Linked DNA regions of Homo sapiens: all the other regions are linked to region 3. Evidence: chromatin contacts called from ENCODE Hi-C data. All regions are on one chromosome and are shown on one strand. The core of a region is the stretch at or near the end of the contact, and the rest is flanking DNA. Distances in the headings are between cores, read along the strand shown.

What was found. Hi-C counts contacts between places; a loop is a spot of excess contacts on that map. Pooled maps may share reads with other maps.
Region 1: a loop to region 3 is called in a pooled map, with 5 times the contacts of the local background. The contact joins the promoter of SGPP2 here to the promoter of CUL3 in region 3. A Hi-C loop is called at or near these places in 3 of 37 single-sample maps with no recorded cell type and 7 of 50 pooled maps.
Region 2: a loop to region 3 is called in a pooled map, with 5 times the contacts of the local background. The contact joins the enhancer-like site here to the promoter of CUL3 in region 3. A Hi-C loop is called at or near these places in 3 of 50 pooled maps.

Annotation. Positions count from the first base shown.
Region 1 is chr2:222,423,177-222,426,086 of GRCh38, forward strand. It overlaps SGPP2 (sphingosine-1-phosphate phosphatase 2), which reads left to right and starts at 1,367. Exons shown (of 5, transcript NM_152386.4): 1 at 1,367-1,645. The coding sequence starts at 1,427. RefSeq lists enhancers at 611-910, 2,101-2,250, 2,301-2,360 and silencers at 1,071-1,420, 1,511-1,740, 1,751-1,800.
Region 2 is chr2:226,904,647-226,907,590 of GRCh38, forward strand. It overlaps RHBDD1 (rhomboid domain containing 1), which reads left to right. Exons shown (of 9, transcript NM_001167608.3): 6 at 2,147-2,235. Among named protein-coding and RNA genes, the nearest start is that of RHBDD1, 70 kb to the left of the region's middle. RefSeq lists a silencer at 201-350. Within about 2 kb of position 1,650, at least 3 of the 41 ENCODE cell types and tissues checked have a DNase peak (open chromatin) inside an H3K27ac peak, as active enhancers do.
Region 3 is chr2:224,583,619-224,586,640 of GRCh38, forward strand. It overlaps CUL3 (cullin 3), which reads right to left and starts at 1,745. Exons shown (of 16, transcript NM_003590.5): 1 at 1,326-1,745. The coding sequence starts at 1,391. RefSeq lists silencers at 1,209-1,468, 1,799-2,218.

The DNA of each region.
Region 1 (2,910 bases), core at 117-2,616, 2.2 Mb before region 3:
TGATCCCGCCAGACATGACAATAACTCTGCGTGTCTTCTGTAAGAGGAAAATGGTTTCCCTTAAGAGCTTCAGCATTCTCTCAGTCCCCTTGACTTTGCTCTCCAGACAGGACTGAGAAGCAAGAAAAGTAGAAACTAGGGCATGAAGGGGACTACATCATCCTGGAAAGTCACATCCCAAAGACATTCAGGCCTAAAAGGACAACTGAATAAATAAGGCATTGACAGGTGTTCATTAATCATTTGTGCAACCAAATTCTTAGTAGGCTTTGCATGGACAATCAGGAAACATGCAGGTTTCTGCTGCAAACGAAAGACGGGGTTGAATTGCACTTTTGTTGCAGACTGATCACCTGGGCCTAATTTGATTGTTGCCTCCCAAGGGATCTCTGAGCCCAGGAGGGAAATGTAGGAGGGAGGAGGGAAAACCAAGGCCGGCCTGCAGGATGTTTCCTTTGCTATCTTCTGCTGAGTGCTCTAAAGCAGGTGCAGGTGCAATGAGATACCTAATCCTGTCCCCAGTCCTCCAGCACTTTGTTCTCTTCTCGTTTAAACTCCCTAAATGGTCTGGTGGGGTTTTCCCAGTGTCATTGCTTAAAGAGAGGCAGAGCGGAAAGAAAGAAGTAGGAGAAAGCGGTAAGCATCTTTGTTCTCAATGCGGAAAACCCAGAAGGGACTTTCCTTCCCACCCACCTGAAAATGTTCCCCAGTTGCCAAATCAGAAGGGCAGGGGCAGCGACGCGGAAGATGACTCAGGGCCCACTTTGAACCTCCTGGGTACTTGAGCAAGCTCAAGGGTGTTCGGACCTCTAGGGAGACGTTGCATCACGCAGTTTGGAAAGAACTTGGGAATTCTCCCTGGGGGGCTCGCTGTATTTACTGGGAACTAGTCTTGCAGGAAGGTGAGAGTACGTGGCTGGCTGTGGGGAGCTGGCGTGGGAGGAAATCCGACTTCACCTTGGGCTCAGAGTTGCAAGGAAGGTCACTGTGGGATCAGCCTGAGCCCAAAAGGATGGGCTAATGGGAGCGGCCGCAGGTGCACGCGCGCTCGGCCGCTCCCATTAGTGTTACGTCTGCCGGGGGAAGAAGGTGGGGTGGGGGGTTGGGGGCGCCGGGAGAAGAGAGGCGCAGTTCGGAGATCGGCACTCCTCCGTCCAGTTACAGGCGGTCCTGCCCCCGTGGCCGCCCGGGGCCGCCCAAGCCCTCCGGGACGGAGAGAAAGGGGGACGCGTTGCGCAAGGTGGAGGCAGACACCTGGGCGGGCGCTAGGACCCGGGCGGCGCACCTGTTGGCTGGGCCCGGGGCCCCGCCCGCCCGGCCTCCGCCCGGAGTGCGGGATCGGCGGGGGCGAGGCGGGAGTGGCGGTGCCAGCGGAGGGCACCGGCCCGGCGTGGCAGCGGCGGCGGAGCGCGGCCCCGGGCACACCATGGCCGAGCTGCTGCGGAGCCTGCAGGATTCCCAGCTCGTCGCCCGCTTCCAGCGCCGCTGCGGGCTCTTCCCCGCTCCGGATGAAGGCCCCCGGGAGAACGGCGCGGACCCCACGGAGCGCGCGGCGCGGGTCCCCGGGGTCGAGCATCTCCCCGCAGCCAACGGCAAGGGCGGCGAGGCTCCGGCCAACGGGCTGCGCAGAGCCGCGGCGCCGGAGGTAACCATGGGCAGGTGTTCGCCGGGTACGGGGAGGGGGCGGCTGCGGACGTGCGGGTCCCTGCGACTCCGCCACGCGGGGCCGGCCGGGCCGAGAGGGCGCCGTCCCCGGCAGTGACCCGGCTCCCGCCGCTGCGAGCGGACGGGGAGGCCTGGCCTTCCAGTAACCAGGATGCCACCCTCCAACGCTGCCAGGGGCAACCGGGTCTATTGAGATATCCCCAGACGCTTTCAATGCAGTCCATTTAGAGACTTCCCACTTTCAAAAGTAGTTAAATTCACGTAGATGCCAGCAAATATGTAAGAGTTACGTAATGGAACGGAGGAGCGGGGATGTCCTTGGCACTTCCCCGGGGAGACGTTCTTAGACTCCCCCCCACCCCCGTATTCTTGCATTTCCGCCCATCCCCCTTCCCTGATGCGCACAAATGCGGGTGCAGCCGGGCTCAGCGCGCTCCTCACCGCGCTGCACCGCCAGCTCTGGGCACAGAACTTGGGGCTCACACAGCTCCTAGAGAGATTTACAACCTCCCTGCACTACCCCCGGCGATGATGTCTTAACAGCAACTCTCGCTTGCCCTCCCCCAGAGTCTGGGGGTCCCTCCTGCCTGGTGGGTCTTTTATGGACCGACACCAGTGACTTCTAACAGATGCTTCTGGGAGGGAAGCTCGCTACGCTCCCGCTAGGTGTTCAAAGCGTGGTTATACAACCCACTGCGGCTTGGGGGGAACCAGCGTGCGTCGTCGTCGCAGTGCACAGGGACTTTAGGCAGCAGGGACCAGACGGGCTGCACTTGGCTTCTGGGGACGCATGTCTACCGGGAGCACTGGCAGCACCTGCCTTTTCCCTCGGCAAAGTCAAAAGTGTGGCGCAGGAGAACAGAAATAAACGTATTAATAATTCGAATTCCTTGTACACAGCCACATTTTGTTCTTCCTAGAAGGTTTTGGTGAAAGAAAGGTGGCCTTTACTTACGTGTAAATTTCTAGATGTAGTAACTGAGGAATTACGAAGAACCTGGCTTCTGTGTGGAATGGAATATTATAGGCATTGGATTACAGAATTTGTTTGGGAGGGTGAGGGTGGTTGTGTGTTCTACTCCAGAGAAATCCTCCTCTGTATTTTTTCCTCTTTATTGTTCCTTCTTTATCCCATGTGACATTCCGGTAACCTATAGATGAGTATGAGAACCCCTCTTTTTTCTCTTGCCTTGTCTTAAAAACGGGGCAGAGTAGGGGGGATAAGAAATCAGCTGGGCGTGGTGG
Region 2 (2,944 bases), core at 400-2,899, 2.3 Mb after region 3:
GGCTCCTGTTTGTCTCTTTCTTTCAAGTGTTCCTCATTGCATGTTCTTTTCCTGAGAGCCAGCGAGTCTTTTCATAGCTTGGAGACAAAGAAAATTACTCAGAACCATCTTGCTTGTGGTGTTTCAGGGAATCTCCCCTAGGCTGCTGCCATAGTAGGCGAAATGTATTGGTTTTGACTCTGAGTCTCGTGTAGGTTACCAAATGGCGGATTCTTAGCTCTGTGATTGCCGTGGCTCAGCAAGCACCCTGAGCTGAACATCTAGTGGTTTTAACTTACCTCCTGTTGGTCTTGGTGAAACGGTCCTGGCACACTTGAGCCATTTACTCAACATATCCTTGAGTGCCTCTCATGTGCCTGGCCCTGTCCTGGGTGTTTGGAATACATATGTAAAAGCCACATAAAGGCTATGTTCTTGGAGTCTCCATCAGGCTCTTTCATAACTTTCAGTTTCCCACCTTCTGGAATGAGAGGTCACTATTCCAGGCTGTGGGAATGCGTTCATTTGCTTGGCTTTTTTTTTTTTTTAAGCTTCTAATTTTGTATAATGTATGAATGAGACACCATTGCTGCCCTCAGGGAGTTTGTGTGTGACAGAGAGAGACGGACAGGCAGGCAGACGTGTAAGTACTGTGCCACCAGCAGACTGGCTTCGTGCCAGAATAAGGTAGGAGCCTCAGCTCTGAGGGGAGGCAGGAGAAGGAAAGAACGGCTCTTCAACTGGGGTGGCATTTTTTGACAGAGGTGCTGTTTGGCTTAGCCTATGGTCAGAGAGTGCTTGGGGGATGTGACAGTGGGGCATGTGGGAATGGAGGTAGTAGACGATGAGGTCTCCACCCTCTGACTTTGCAGAGATGGGCAAGGCCAAGTGTTGGAAGGGCTTAAACACACACCGGAGTATTCTGTGAGAACCAGTGGATTTCAGAGGATGGCAATGACACCACTTGCCTTCTGCCTCAGGAGGATAACTGATGGCCGTGTGTGGGATGCACTGGAGAGCAAGAGCTGGCTTGCAGGGAGACCAGCTGGATGATTTTCTTTCATTTATTTTATTCATTCAACACACATTCATCTGGGGTTCACTCTGTGCCCAACACTGGGCATTTCCAAATAGTCCAGATGGCAGTAAGCATGGTTGTGGCAGTAGGAATGGGAAGGCTGGGAGGGGTATGAGAGGCATTACAAACGGGAAGTGGGAGTGGCACCCCAGAAAAGTCTAGTTTAAGGTGCTAGTGGATGTGTGCATGTGTGCGCGGGGGTGTCTAGAGGGTGGCGGGCAGCTGGAAATTGAGGTCAAGTGCTTAAAGAACAACTCGTTGTGTAGGACCCCCCCCTTTGTGGTAACAGCAGAGGTTTTTGAGAATCGCCAGTAATTTCTTAAACTCAGGCTGGTTGGGAGGTCATTCAGCCAGGGAACTCCACAAAGAGTGTTGCCACTTGGGTCAAAGTAGACCTCTGAAAATAAATCTTACAAGTAATTGCTGGTTTTAGATGCCAGTTTAAGAAGAGTTAAACCACTGTCATGCCCTAACGCAAACACTTTCATGCCCTAACTCATCTTTCAAGTTTGAAATTTAAATGTATGTTTCTTTGTTCTGAGTGACTGAAACATACACATGAAGACAACTTTGGTGGATGCAGGTGGGCATCTCAGTTCCTTTTGCTGAGTTTCACTTGCTCTCTGCTTCACTCATCCATGGTGTAGAAAACTGCAGCAGTCTGCCCTGCCATAACACAGATAGACATCATCCCTCACAATGGCTGGATAATTCCAGATTTAATGCCAAACAGAGAAAACTGATTTTATTTATGTTTTGTGATAAGAGGTACAGAAAAAAAACGGAAAGCGATGTAATGACTTGTCTTGACCAAATGCTTCCACTGCTCTGGAGGAGACAACCCACTTCCCCTGGTTAAGGAGGGGTGTTGCGTTTTAAACATGTGGTGGTTGTTATTCATTGTACTTTTTTTTAAGGTAGGAGATGTTGTTCTTTGGACTGAGTTAAATGCTGCTTAGCATAAAAGACTTGATGTGGAACAAAGCCTGCAGACTGTGACTATTTGACATGCACTGGGCTAATGAGAAGACAGAATGTCTCTAATCAGCAGCAGAACAAACACTCACAAAGGGTCTCCTTCCCTCCTAGGACTTCCTTCGCTGGGCATCTGGCTGGGATTCTTGTTGGACTAATGTACACTCAAGGGCCTCTGAAGAAAATCATGGAAGCATGTGCAGGTACAGAATAAAACACCTTTGGCATGACAACAGCTTGGAAGTTCATGTTAATTTTAATGTGAACAGAAGCAACCCCAAGTTTCCCTGTGGTTCAGCTCAAGAATTCCCTAATATGCCTGTTTTTCTTTTTAAACCGAAAGGTAAAACAACCAGTGCAGTTCCTTACATTGCTCCACAAAAGAGGCTGCAAACTTAAATTTCGAATCTGATACTTTCTTAGGGGACAAATATCAGTATATATTTATACCCTCAACCTTAATGCTACCCGCAGAAAACCACGATTTCCTAAAGAATGCAGAGAACTAAAGTGCCTTTAAAATAATGCATTCTTCTATAATAGTCCATGAATTAATATACGTGCAAGGCAAAGGTGAAAAAGAAAACAAAGCCTGGACTGAAGTGCATGGCCAGTATTTTAAAGAATTCAGACTGATGACCGGGTCCTTGGTGGATGAGCCATATATTCATGCATGGCGAAACCAAGTCTGTTATTGCTTGAAGCTTAGCTCCTGCTTTTTTTAATTTTGTTTTTCCCTTCAAATTGATACTCAATGAAAATATTTCATTTAGAAATACTTGTATTTTTTAGACCTCTTAATTTTCAATGCGATTCTCATTTTGACTTGTAAGAAAACTGGTTTGCAAACACTTGTTTTATAGACTGAGTTCCACTATTTCATCTTTTATTCATGGGAAGTCTTCTGAGACT
Region 3 (3,022 bases), core at 495-2,994:
AAATTCCATCGTACCTATTTACACAAAGCAGAGGTTTTCGCACACTGACTTTAGTATTTATGTTCTTACAATTTCAGAATTCTGCATGAGGTGTATCCTTTTAAATTTTAGGAATTCAGAGAGGTCCTCATGTTCTCTGAAACTAAATCACTTGACTCAACTGGGGCAATCACATCAAGGTAAGTCTTTCCTCACTGCAACTGCGCTTCAGGAAAAGCATGCTTTAAAAAGTGACAACAAATCCCCCTCTTTCGCTGGTACATCATATGAAGTATTTATGAATCTAAGAAGGGAAGACCAAGATCTTTCTCTAATTTTACTTTTTAAAATCTTCTGTCCGATTGCTAGTTCGTCTGTCTTGACGTATGCCTTTTATTGTAGCGACATAGGCAAGTATGCCCAGTTCGTTAACAGTACATTTTAATTGCTTGCCACGGGGAAGCTGAACCAGATTTGACACCCAAAGTTATATCCTATATACTAAACATCGCAAGGGTACGACTCAACGTAATGCCAAAAAAGAAAAAGTTTCTGAGCAGAACACGTTTGCTGTCACTGAAAGCGATGAAACAAAGCTACTCCGCAAGGCGACTACACTCATTCTTTGGGCTCCCAAGGCTGAGAAATGGAGAACCAATTGGCCGGTTTGCTCTCTGTTGCTTCCCCCCCACCCGGCCTTCCTCCGAGTGGCGAGGCAATCCTGCACAAGAGTTTGTAAAGTGCTTAGGAAGCTTGTAGGATGAAAGACGCTATAAATACACCCAATGTTACTAGTTTATGACCACGGAGCATTCCGTGGAACCACTGTCACTGCGTCGGGGGCAGGTTGATGGCATAGACCTTCCTGGGGAGGGGGGCAGAGAGAGAGGGCAGCCCCTTCATCACCCTAAAAGCTAGGCTGGGTAAATTTTCAAAGTGTAGCGAAACCCCACGTGAAAAGTTCCACACACGCCCCACACAGGGAGGACTCCGCGGCTGCTAGCAGCGCCGGAGACTGGGCCTACAACCCCGGCAACGTGGGGAGGCGTGGGGCGGCCGAGGGGCCCCGGCCGCAGCCGACGCCCGCGGAGCGGCTGAAGGAGCAGCTCCCGGACGGGGGCGCGGCGCCAGGCCCGGGCTCCCGGCGCGGGGAACGGCCCGGGAGGGCGGCCGCGCCGGGGCCCCGCGCCGCCCGGTTGCCGGGAAGGCTCGCGCCCCGCGGCCGGCGGGCGTGGGGGAGGGGAGGCCGGGCCTGCGGCCTGTTGGGGGACTTCAGCCCGGGCCTCGCGTGCGGCTCTCGGCCCGGCCCCCGGCCCCGGGGTCCCGGACGCCGAGGAGAGACTCACCGGAAAGGCCCGGATCCGCATCTTGGTGTCCTTCCGGCTGCCCGTGCCTTTGCTCAGATTCGACATGGTGCTCGTCCCCTCCCCGGCGGCGGCTTCAGGTCGCGCTCCGCGACGCCGGTGTCACATTTAAGGCGGGCAGGCAGGCTAGGGGCGACGCTGGGGGCGGCGGCGGCGCGACCCCCGGGCAGGGCTGGGGAGCTGGCCGGCCCCTGGGCAGCCGCGGCGGCGGCGGGGGCGGCGGCGGCGGCGGCGGCGGCTCGGACTCTGGCGACTCCGATGCGGCTGGGGGGCTGCGCTGGCGCGGCGGCTCCGCGGGGTCCCCCTCACGTCCGGCTCGGCTCCCTTTATCGCGCTCCTCCGCGATGGCGGCGGCGGCGGCGACGGACAAACATCTCACTGCGCAGGCCGAACGTCGTCCTCCTCCTCCTCCTTCTCCTCCTCCGCCTGAGCGAGACGAGATCCGGCCCAGAGGGTGGAGGGGGGAGGAGGGAGGGAGGAGAGCCGGAGAGTGAGAGATGCCGGGGGAGGGAGGTGGGAGGACGGGAGGGGGAGCCCGGCGGCCGCCGCGGGGGACGCTCAGATCTCGCGAGAAGAGGGCGAGCGCGCTGCCCCCCTGGTGGGCGGGGCGAAGCCCGGGAGAGGGTGGGCGCCACCGGAGGGGAGGAGGGGAACAGGGAACTGAAGGAAGTGGGAGGGGCCGGCGGGGCGGGGAAGCGGAAAGGGGGCGTGGCTGAGGGCGGGAGGATTAAGCTGCCTTTTTGAAAGTGGAGCGCCAGGTCCCGGGTTCTGGGTGGAGGTGGTTGCTGATTGGTGGAGCTCGGAGCGGCGGTTGGGAGGGTCCTGGTCACATGGTGGGGAGTGGGAGGGGGGAAGTTCGGAGAGCGGGAGCGGGATGGTAGTGGGCTGGGCCCCACTGGGCTGGGACAGCAGGAGGATAGTCTTGAGGAGGAGCGTGGGGTGCTAGATGTGTAACTACGTCCCGAACTGGTTCCTGTGTTTTTCTAGGGCATGTGGACTAGGGATGGGTACTTGAGTAGAAGCCTGCAACTTGAAGAGTTTGTGCAGGAGTTAGCTGCAGTGTCGGAAATTAGTGTCCTGTATGCTCAACAAGGTATTCGGACTGGGTGTGCACACCACAGCTCTCAGGACTGGAAGGTGGAAATTTAATCTACGAAGTTCCCTTAAACTGCATAAGCTTCGGGACCTCTTGATTCACTGATATTTTCTGGTGGACCCAGGGCTTATTCATGTTAAAACCTGTTTTTCATTACCATCAGAATAAACTGACAGCTCCATTAATGAAATGCAGCATTTGGTAAATAATGTTAAGTGGAATGATAGAAACCTATCTTTAACCTACCGGATAAATCATTTCTACCATTACCAAGAGTATTGTAGATTTTTAAAGCCAAAATTACCGTCTGATTCAGTTGCTGTATATTTGAAAAGGTTTTGGCTTTTGGTTTTGGAGGAGAGGCGTTTGGTCGCTTTATAGTCAAAATGTCTAATTTGACTTATCGGTTTTGCTGTCCATTTGTTATGAATTGTACTTCCTCATTTACCTACTTGCCCAATTGCTGTTATGTTTGGGTTTCTGACTCTGCAAGGGAATACGTGAGTTCTTATTAAAGTTTGTGTTCTTCCTATTTTAAAGAAGCATATGTTTGGGGGATGGATATCTACATTTAGAAGCTGGA